Linked DNA regions of Homo sapiens: region 2 is linked to region 1. The links are chromatin contacts, found by Hi-C or POLR2A ChIA-PET in ENCODE. All regions are on one chromosome and are shown on one strand. The core of a region is the stretch at or near the end of the contact, and the rest is flanking DNA. Distances in the headings are between cores, read along the strand shown. Region 1 overlaps GPC6 (glypican 6). Region 2 overlaps GPC6 (glypican 6).

Region 1 (5,457 bases), core at 2,033-4,532:
TGGAAGGGGACAGGGGACCTTACATATTAACATTTCATTCTGAGCCCCTGAACACATTGAGCTTAGAATTCACATGCATAAAAGGTGGGCAGGCTTTTATGGTTAATAAATATGACCATGTATGGCTGTCCAAAGCCCTTGGTTTCTTTCCTGTCATATTATCCTGCCTCCTTACAATAATTGATCATTTCCCAGAAGATAACTTTCCATTTTAAGCATTGAAACAAGTATGCCTTGAATAAGCAAGTGTTCACATTAGCGCTTACGTTTGTATTCTACGATGGAGAATGAACTCATGGTCTTTCCTATTTCCATCTTCCCTGATGATGATTCTGTGGCTACAGTTGCCTAGACACTGCCTTCAAGGATATTTGAGTGAAGATGACAGCAATTAAAAGGAGTAATGGTTTTCAAAAGCAGTTGTTCTAACAAGCTGCTGCCCAGGTTAGGTGAGCATGTTAACATCAACTTCTTTGTCAACCTTCAAGGCACTGTCATAATGAGTTGATCTCTTATTATTATTATTATTTTAATGAAAATGAGACATAACAGAGTTTGGGGTTCTTTTCCCCCCCAAATACAGTACTATGTTTCTGAAGCCCATGAGATTACTTGAGCATTGGAGTATTTCAATTACCCTTGCAGTGCACTAAGGAGCAGCGACGTTAATATCTTGTTAATTCCATAACAATCATTGTTCCTTACTTGGTATCCAACATAGCTGCACAAGCATTCTGCCTAATAATAAGACTGCTTTCTTCCCCTAAATGATTTATAATGCACAGGAAAATCACTCATTATGGACTCCACCTCACTGACTCTGCTTTTAGCACCAGACACATAGTGTGGCTTGGTCAGAGAAACCCAGGGCTTAATTATAATTCCAAAGGTGTTGTATCCTGAATAATAATTCTATGTCATTAACAAATGGAAATCCCAGGCAATTATTTGAGTAGGTGAATAACATCAAGGGTAGATGTTATAACCAACTTTTATTATTCCTGAAGAAGAAATGTCACTCGGAATTTGGCTTCTATCATTGGTCTTAATTACCATTTACAATATAGGGCTTAGAGAACAATTACCTAAATCACACATGCTCATAAAGAATCATGGGAAGAGGAAGAAGAGGTGGTCAAGGCAAATCAAGTCATCCTGTTTATTGGACTCCTTCATTTGTTGGCTCAGAACATATTTACCAAACACTTGCTCTATGCCAGGTTCAGTGTTAGGACCTGCAGACAAGAAGAGAACAAAGTAAGTGGTAGAGAAAGGAAAGAACACTTAAACTTCAGCAGGCACCATGGACCAACGGTCAATTCTCAGTTCTGCCTATAGGATGCCCCATTTTAGGCCAGCTTCCCATTTATTGCAATTACTCATTGGGGCAAATGAATAACACAAATACATCTGGTTTTTCATAGGTGAAGATGATTTCTGAATATAGATTTGGAGGTTATTGGCATATGAGTAGGAGCATGCTTGGAAAATTATTTTCCTGAGGACATGTAATTTGGAAACATTGAAAACTTTTTGAAATGAAGGTTGTAATGTTTGAGATATGTTTCTGCTTTAACATATCCAAAATGATTTCTAAAGTCCATGTAAAAGGAAGATTTTAATGTAAAATTGCCTATTATTAGATTATTAAAATTATTGAATATGGAAGAAATATGAAGAAGAATGGTGACTGATGTGGTTTGTCTGTGTCCCCACCCAAATCTCATCTTGAATTGTAGTTCTCATAATCCCCAAGTGTCATAGGAGGGACCCAGTGGGAGATAATGGAATCATAGGGGCAGTTTCCACATGCTGCTGTTCTCGTGATAGTGAGTGAGTTCTCACAAGATCTGATGATTTTATAAAGGGCTTTTCCCCCTTTGCTTGGCAGTTCTCTCTCCTGCTGCCATATGAAAATGGATATGTTTGCTTCCCCTTCTGCCATTATTTTAAGTTTCCTGAGGTCTCCCCAGCCGTACAGAACTATGAATCAATTAAACCTCATTCCTTTATAAATTACCCAGTCTCGGGAAGTTCTTTATAGCAGCATGAGAATGGACTAATACAGAGACGATCAGGAGAGTCTTAGATATTGACAGATCTTCACTTTTGCCAATCCCAAATCATTTCATGTGAACATATGGCGTTTCTCCTTCTCTTTTTCTATTTGCCCTGCATTATTCTTTTCTTGTTTCTCATGTCTTGTGTCCCTGTTCAGGAAAACTCATACTTTCTCTTTTAGTCAAGGTTTCTATTGCTTTTTGAAGTTTATTCTCCCTTCTTTAGCTATAGCCACCTTTCTTGAACTAGTTTAAGTTCCTGCCTTGATTTCCTTCAGTGATGAGAAAATTTCCTGTCTCTAAGGGAGTTCAACAGAGTCAGGCTCCCATATGTTGTTCTAGCAGAAAGAGAAACCTACTATATGCCAAAGAAACACTTCCTGTGCTTTACTTCTGCTTCAGAGAGTGTCTCTGGGCATAAGCAGGCTCCTCGACTAAACCTCCAGTAAGAAGTGTCCATCAGCATCACAGCCATAACTCAAATCTAGATATTCAAATTCCTGGCCTGTATATACATTATGTATGTGTGTGTGTGTGTGTGTGTGTGTGTGTACACTTGCATATATGTATGTGTATATATATATACATTTAAAATTACAATATATGTGTGTGCATATATGTATAAAATCAGAATTCTTGTTAATATCCTCATATATTCACTCATTTATTCAATAATATTACTGAGCACCTACTATATGCAAGCCACTATTCCAGGTCGTTGGTATCTAATGCACAAAACAAAGCCTGAGCTGTGTTGGAGCTTACATTCTGGAGAAAAAAAAGGGACAACAATGAAGTAAAAAGTAAAAGATGCAGTATGTCAGTTGGTGATAAGTGCTCTGAAGAAAAATAAAGCAGAGAAGGGAGCCTAGGAGAGCCAAAGGAGGGGTAGGGGATGTTTGCTCCTTTAAATGGCGTGGTCAGGGAAAGCTTCACTGACAAGGTGACCTTTGAGCAGACAACTGAAGGCGGTGAAGGAGCAATAGGGCAGGGGTTGTGGGGGAATAGCATTACAGGCAGGAGAAACAGCAGGTGCAAAGCCTGGAGACAGGACTGTATTTGGCTTTGTCCAGACCCAGGTAAGAATCGTTTCTCCAAATTACACAACTTGGCTGAGGGCAGTGGGCAGGAGAAGCACCATACACAGAAAACACTGTGACCAGTGCCCCCTGGAGTTGTGCAATGAGTCTGCCCTTGCAAGGACACCAGTGTGGCTTGAGTAGAGGGAAGCGAGCCAGATCTCAGAGTGCCTTGTAGACCTGTGTAAGGACTTTGTTTTACTCAGCAGTATGCTAGTAAATGTTTAACAATCAGCTCTTGGGGGAATGAAGGGGAAGAGATTTGACTTTGATTTGTAGCATTTGTCAATTGCTATAGTGGAAACAGTCACACCAGGGCTGAGACTAAGCAGGACGTTGCTGAATGTGGAGCTGGGAAGGGAAGTGCAGCGGTACCAACGCTCATATAGTATTTCTTACATATAGATAAAATAGATGTAAATAGCTGCAAGAGCATAGATGATATAGTAAAGCGTAATAGGAAGGGATGAGTTTTGAGAATGAGTTACCTATGTTTTAAATATAATGTATATAATTATATGTTTATGTAATTTAATTTTTAAGAATGGCTGCGTTTCTCAAGCTTGCAAAATTTGTCAGCTCTCTTGAGCTGGTATGAGCTGGCTTCAGCACACCACTGGATTTCCTCGGAGTGAGGGCTCATAAGCAGTAGACATACACCACCAGACTGTAGAAGGATCGCAGTGCTGTTCTGAAAACAGGTGATAGGTGGTCAAAGGCAGGAGCAGGGAGACCAGTGAGGAGGTTTTCCAAAACCTTTAGGATTCAGCAGAAAACATTTGGACAAACCCTGCACCTGCCCATGGTTTCCCTCCCAAGTAGCTTAAGAGCATGAGAGTATGATCCTGGCCTTAGTCACTTACCTTAATTCCTCTATTCTTAAAGGCCAGGTTTCTTCCGGTTAATGTTTCTGAAATCAGGATTAAGTTGGGATGCATCTAGAAACTGATCATGTACACTTAATACATATGGTTTCTTTTTTTTTTTTCCCCTGAAAAGCTGGTATGAAATCAATGTGGGTTTAGCAACTGATAGCATTTTACAACTGAGAAAACATTCTGTTTTGCTTTGTGAACCACAGAATTGATCGTAGTATTGTTTGTGCCCCCACAATTGAATACAACTGATAAAGGCTTTGGAATATAAATATAGACTTTATAAATAAAGCCTGAGGAAATTGAGAGTGTTTTAGTAGGAAAGACAAACACTAAGATGTGGGGAAAGGTGTAGGAGGAATCAATGAATCAGGTGTTCAGGAGAGCCAGTGAGTTCTTCTCTGATTAAATAAGATAGACAGCCATCTAGGGATGTGATTTAAGGAGTGCTACCTCCCTTTCCCAACAGCCGGCAAAGACAGATTATATTCCCACTAGTTCAGTTCTCTGGGCTTCAAGCATTGTCTCTGGGTGATCTCTGTTAAAATGTCTGAGAGTGACCCAGGAGGCAAGGCACATTCACAGAGGGACCATTAAAAAGATTAATGGGAGGGAAACACCCAAAGGAAATGAGGCTAGAAAATGTTAATGGAGAATCAACGCTGGGTACAGATCTAGTGCAGAGTCTTTCAGAGCCTAGTCATGACTAAACCTCTTTCAACAGGTCCCTTTGACTTCAGCAAGCTTACACCACCATGTGCTGTTGGGGTACCATACCTCTGCCACACCACTTTCTTCCATTGTAATGACTGCTTATCTTCATTCTTGTGTTCCCAGAGTGGGCCCTGTAGAAGCACAGGAATAAAGACGGTTGGCATTAGTTTTACACAAAACCCACAGATTAATTCTACCTTTATTGTTTTCTCTCTAGCCAAGGATAATTACTTTTGTATATTATCCTATCGCACTTTGCAGTTTTTATAATGTCACATCCAAATCTCAGTTTATTAAATAACTCGAAACACAAAAGTCATTCAATAAAAATGTTTTTCAAGCAGTAATTATCCCTTAGGAAGAAAAGTTTCATTTCTATAACTGGTAAAAATAATTTAACGTGAATATAATGGACATTGGATGATTATCATCTTTGAAATTAGGATACACGGCAATACTTAACGATATATTATCTGTTAAGCGTTATCAATTTAGATGAGGGCTGGAAGCCAACATGATTGTGAACCCAAATAAAACATAGACACAGAGATATTTGTAACTATCCAGTTATTAGGTTAGTCATCCAGCTGATTTTTTTAAAGATTATCATCAGTACTTCCTCTTAATCTTAAAATAGAGCTGTACATTGCACCTCTCCAGGGTCTGTGGATTTCTATTGAATCAGCATTGTTCATGTTCAAGATTCTTCACACTCAGTAATACAGGAGT
Region 2 (5,457 bases), core at 2,213-4,712, 51 kb after region 1:
GCTTCAAGTGCTAAATGGAATAAAATGAGCATGGACTTAATAGAATAATAAATTAAATAATCATCCATTTGGAAGTTGCTATCTACTTCTTCATAAAATCTAGATTTCATCTCTTTATCGAGAGTTAGGTAAAATTAGACTCTAGATGTTTTTTCCATTTATATTATCAGCCAGCCAAATTTTAAATGGTGCATAGTTAATAATGTTATGGAAGTTTGAAGTCTTTCCAAATTTGGTTCATTTAATTTCTGACAACTTATGGTCCAAAGTATTTAGAATAAAGAATAGAAATATTTGGAATATTGCCTGGTTGCTTATAGGAGAAAAGCTGTTCTTGTGTAGTCATAACAGTGTTAAGGGGTGAACAGAGAGAGAGAGTGCAAGAGGGCGTGTCCCAAGTTAAGGTCCCTCTGAATGAAATTTCTGATTTTATTTTAGCTAAATGATTAACTAAAGATGGACGAGAAGATTCTTCAAAATCTCCTTTTTCACCCTACCTCATTATGTTTAAATGGTCATCTAAGAAATTATGGATACTATATTTAAATTCATGAGAACTAGATATCAGTGCTTTTAAACAATGTCTTCATTTTTCAAGCTACATTACAGCAAGGAGAATGAAAAGGAATGTGGAATAGGAGAGAGTTGAGGACAAAAGAGTGTATGGAAGGAGAAGGGTAGGAATTTTCTAGACAAACAAATGTGGAGGGAAGGGAGAGTGTTCCAGGCAGAAGGAACAGCACGTGCAATCATGGAAATATGAGAAGGGCTGGAAGATTTGAGGAGCTGCAAGTCTTGCTAGAGCAAAATAGCGGGTATGAGGGAAGAGGAAGAGGAAGGTAACAGAAGACTATCTGTCATATTTAAAGGGCTTTGTAAACTACAGAGGAGTTCTATATCTTAAGTCTTATAAACAGGAAATACCCATTCAAAATTTGAGTGAAGAAGTTGACTAATAATAGTAATGCCAATTGCTTATTCAATACCTTTTATTTTACTGTCAGTTGTTATCTATTCCATAACAGTTTTATTTATTCTCACTATATCATAGGTTACACATAAAATGCTTATATAATATTTAGCTATAGTAAGTGTTTGTACATAAATTATCTTCCAGCCTTACAGCAACTTGCGAGATAGGCATTATCATCACTGGTTGTCATAGGATGTTCAGAAGATTAAGTGATTTGACCAAGACAACTCAGCCAGTAAATGACAGAGCCAAACGTTGTACTTGGGTCCCTCTGGCTCCAAAACCTGCCCTCTTTACATTCTATGACAACGTCATTCTTGCATTCTATAAACATATATTGTGCCCCTTCTGTGATACTGGATGGAGGCTTATCACTCTCTGCTATCTCGGAGATTCTATTTGGCTGTCTTTAGGTCAGCGTGCTCACGCATAGATTTGTTGGCTGTTAAAGCAGGGAGAAGACAGCTTGAGGGAAACAGTCCAGGTGGGGGTGGAGCCCGTAATGTTGGGGGCCAGGGAGGAGACCATAAATGAAACAATATCATCATTCCCCTAATAACATTTTTATGTCTTCCAAGTAGTGCTAAGTTCCCAGCATATTCTGGACCTACCTAATAAGTAAATCTTTTCGGGCCAGAGCCACATTATGACTTTCATGGGCCCTGGGCACTTTTGCCTTCATGGGCACCTTCCTCCATGAAAGAAAAAAGTATATATATTTATTATATTTTATCTACATATTTATTTATATGTCCATATATTATAAATACATATTTGTATATGCATTTATATATTTATAAATATATATAAAATATATATTATATATAATTATATTTTACAACTGAATTGGAGTAAAGGCGAATATAGATGGGATTCATGATTTTACATTAATTATTATATTCATTTTTTATTCTGATTTTAAAAGATTAAAGTGAAAACACTTTCGTGGGCCCTGGGTGCTGTGGGTAAGTAGGCCCTGGTGAAGACTGGAATGTTATGTGTCTCCATATGGTAAAATAATGCAAAGTTAATGCCGGAAGGCATTACCCTCCGTGGGCGTGGGGATAGAAGTTGGACCAGGGTAAGTTCCACTTATGACAACAGTTTCGTAAGAGGCTTAGGCAAGTGGGAGCCGCTATTAAGGAAGGCAGACTTTAAATTATTACACAATTAAATTGTAGTTTTGTCTTTCATGAAGGCTTGAGCAAGTTTACCTTTTTGACAAGCTTATTTACTACAGGATAGGAAACAACGTTTGCAATATCACTTTTAAAAGAAAAGCAACAGCTTTCAAGAAATGATTTCCTCTGTTGATGCAGTTGCAATAATTTTCAATATCTCATTTGTGGTGCAGAAAAATGAAATACCTCAGCCTTGGAAAATGAACGCAGAGTGAGATCACAAATTGATCTTGGCAGGAAAGAGGCAGGCAAAGGATTTTAAATACTTTAAAGTACTCTGCACCTCCAAAACACTGTCACTCTGAAAGTACAGTAATCAGGGGTGGTATTTAGAATGCCGAAAGATATACAAGAGATGGAGAAAGCCAATACTAAAATCTTAAAATACTAGAACTCAGAGGGTTAGAGGGTTAACTTCTGGAAGATTAAAAGGACAGTTATTGTGTCTCTGTGAATACTTAATAAGGCCAGAAAACATACCGAGCCAGAAATAAACAGATGCAAAGAGCATAGAGATGTGACTGACTCTTCCACAACAAATTACAAAGGCATATTAGAAAGCACTGCTACAAAGGAATGAATCCTTTGTATCCCTTGCGGGATCCTGAGAAACATGCCATTGGGAGAGTGGTTGATTGGGCTAAGGGTCCTGGTTTTTGAATCAGATTCACACTCCCTGGAGATCCACAGAGAACGTCACAGAGAGAACACGTGGCTGCAGGAGCCTTATGTGCTGAGCCCACTTTGATGTTGCTGGAGAGTCCTACTCCAGCATCTTCCTATTTTCTCAGTTCCAGAGAAAATGAAAAAAAATGAACTTTTGCTTTAGAGTGAAGGGAAGTTGGATGAGAAGTGAAGACTGGAAGTTGGGCAGGCGGGACCTCTGGGGATGAACTTTCACCTGTCACAGTTTCAACTTATTTTGTGGCACAGAGTTGATTAAAAGAGCTTTCCTTTGGCACTGCTACTGTTGGAGGCAAGAAAAGGAAATGCTAATTTCTGGAAACTAGAATTGCTGCCCCTAAAAGCACAAGAAATAATGAGTGCTCTGAAAGAAAACACAGACAGGCACGTGATCCTCAACCAGAAAGCAACACACAAGCAATGGCATCAGCAGTTATTGAAATCCTAGCCTCTTTTTCTGATGCCAAGGAAGAGCAGATAAAAATCAACCTATGTTCCTTGGATGGAAATCAAATTCTCATGCTTGATGGTTTTCACCACTAATTTCATTGAAATGGCCCCGTGCTAACTTGGGCTTTCTGAAAGTATTCATGCCAGTAACTCAGCCTCCGAAGGGTGCCAGAGGGACTGAGCTGGTTGGGCTGAGTGGTGAGGTTGTGAGGTGGCTGCTGGCTGCCTGGCAGTCTCAGAGCCCAGTAGCCGCTGTGTGCTGGCCATTGGGGAGAGATTCTGATGGTGACATACTGAGAGTGATTAAATCTGTTTGGAAAGTTAGCCAGAAGGCAGAGAAATTGAAAAGGGAATGTAGTTCATTCCTTTTGGGCACTGACTTTTCCCCATAAGTATTAACTCTTTGCTATCCTCAAAATCAGACTGGATTTTCACGTTTTCAAATTTGAAACTCATGGAAAATGCCAGACTGAAAACTATCAAAGTGTTTGCAAATGCTGAAGAGAATGGGAATAAAGCCATGAGAGTTTTCAGTAAATTGAATTTGCTTAGGTAGATTGTAACAACTCTCTTGTGAGGGCATTTGAGCCATCATGTTTAATTTGGGCCATTTAACAAAGATCCTGGGAGTGGAGAATTGAAAAGAGTGGGACTTACAGGCTTTCTCTGGGATTGTGTTGTTTTCTGCCTACTCCATGTCCAGAGTGCGAGGAAATAAATCTAGGATGTTCTTAATGTTTGGAGGCTCAGTTTCTTAAGACGTTGGCTCTTTAGTTGCTTATTTGTGTAGTCCCTGTGAAAATAAGTGTGCCTTTTTAATTTAGCTGAGTGTTATTTCATTGTCTTTGATTCTTTTCACCTGAGTATGGTTGGGTTTGCAGAAGCCCAAGTGTACAACCTGTTAGCCTCTTTGGTCATGCAGAAAGGCCCTTCACCACCATTGGGACCTAACAGTACTGATTCTGCTACTGAAGTACTGATTCTGCTACTGATGGTCTCAATAAATCAGTAAGACTGAATTTCTCATCCTATAGCAAATTTACCCTTACACGCAAGACCATTGAAAACACAGCCAGCGCAACATAGATTTTAGACCTACTTTTTATGGTATGTTTATGTCATTTATTTTACCTCTGTTTTCTGGATGTTCTCAAATGAAACATTAGGAGACTTTTCAGGAAAAACAGAAGGCTGTTACATTTTGACTATGAGAACACCTGGGAAGAGTAAGGGTGCATAAGCGAAGCAGCTTATTAAGTGCTTCAGTAAAAGTAAGGGAACTAATTTGTCACACTGCATGACATTCAAAAGAACAAATGCCTCCTAGACTAAAATGCTAAGGAAGGGAACTCTAGGGAGAATGGAAAATTCCAAAGTATATTCATGATAAGAGATGCCTGAATTGTAAAAAGGGATTTTGCTAGGGGGTAAAACCAAGACATTTGTCCTTTCCCTGCATTTTAGTTGTTACCAGCTTGAGTTTCTTGAGGCCCTAGTTTATCATCTCAGATTTCCTAACACTTTTCATGGCATGTAGCTGCAGATTAGTATGAAAAGCACAACTGCGTGCTTCAGTGAGCCTCTACTTGATTCTTAAAATGACAGTGATCTGGAAGGAAGGAATCCCCTCTGTTACCCCAAAGTGCAAAAACCATGAAACTACAAAGTCCCGTGGCAGAAGCTCCATATGGAAGGTGTACTAGCTGTACAGGAGTGAAGCCCATAAACAATTGTGTTAAGTGCTGAAAACGTGGAATTGATGAGCATTTTCAATTTTTTTTTAGGAGGCCAGGTATTTGGATGAATAGTTTGGAAAGACAGTGAGCATTGTTTAAATGCCCCCCAAATTGCACACACAGAGTCCTAGCAGCAGCAACTTGCCCTCAGGCACAGGGGCAATGATTAAAGAAGGTTTTCTTAGATTGTAGTGTTATGGAATCATTATAATCAAATCTACCTGAGGAACCTACCCACCAGAAGACAAAAAAAACAAGTAAGATATCACTGAAATCTTTTTTTTTTCCCAAATAAAAATGCGTATCTCATAGATTCCATATGGTGAGAAGGGAGATGATTTGAGAGATTATCTCAATAGTACATATTAACTGCTCTTACGAGATGATCGAGTGATCTTATTCAGTATATTATTAAATTTCTCTATCTGTAAAA

Evidence for each region. Hi-C counts contacts between places; a loop is a spot of excess contacts on that map. ChIA-PET counts read pairs that join two places held with the same protein, here RNA polymerase II (POLR2A).
Region 2: a loop to region 1 is called in a map of CD8-positive, alpha-beta T cell, with 2.2 times the contacts of the local background. The contact joins two enhancer-like sites. A Hi-C loop is called at or near these places in 1 of 168 maps with a recorded cell type or tissue (CD8-positive, alpha-beta T cell). POLR2A ChIA-PET finds 5 or more read pairs at or near these places in 2 of 52 experiments (T-cell and activated T-cell).

Annotation. Positions count from the first base shown.
Region 1 is chr13:94,116,414-94,121,870 of GRCh38, forward strand. All of the region lies in intron 4 of GPC6 (glypican 6), which reads left to right. Among named protein-coding and RNA genes, the nearest start is that of GPC6-AS1, 69 kb to the right of the region's middle. Within about 2 kb of position 3,283, at least 5 of the 41 ENCODE cell types and tissues checked have a DNase peak (open chromatin) inside an H3K27ac peak, as active enhancers do.
Region 2 is chr13:94,166,934-94,172,390 of GRCh38, forward strand. All of the region lies in intron 4 of GPC6 (glypican 6), which reads left to right. All of the region lies in intron 3 of GPC6-AS1 (GPC6 antisense RNA 1), which reads right to left. Among named protein-coding and RNA genes, the nearest start is that of GPC6-AS1, 18 kb to the right of the region's middle. Within about 2 kb of position 3,463, at least 4 of the 41 ENCODE cell types and tissues checked have a DNase peak (open chromatin) inside an H3K27ac peak, as active enhancers do.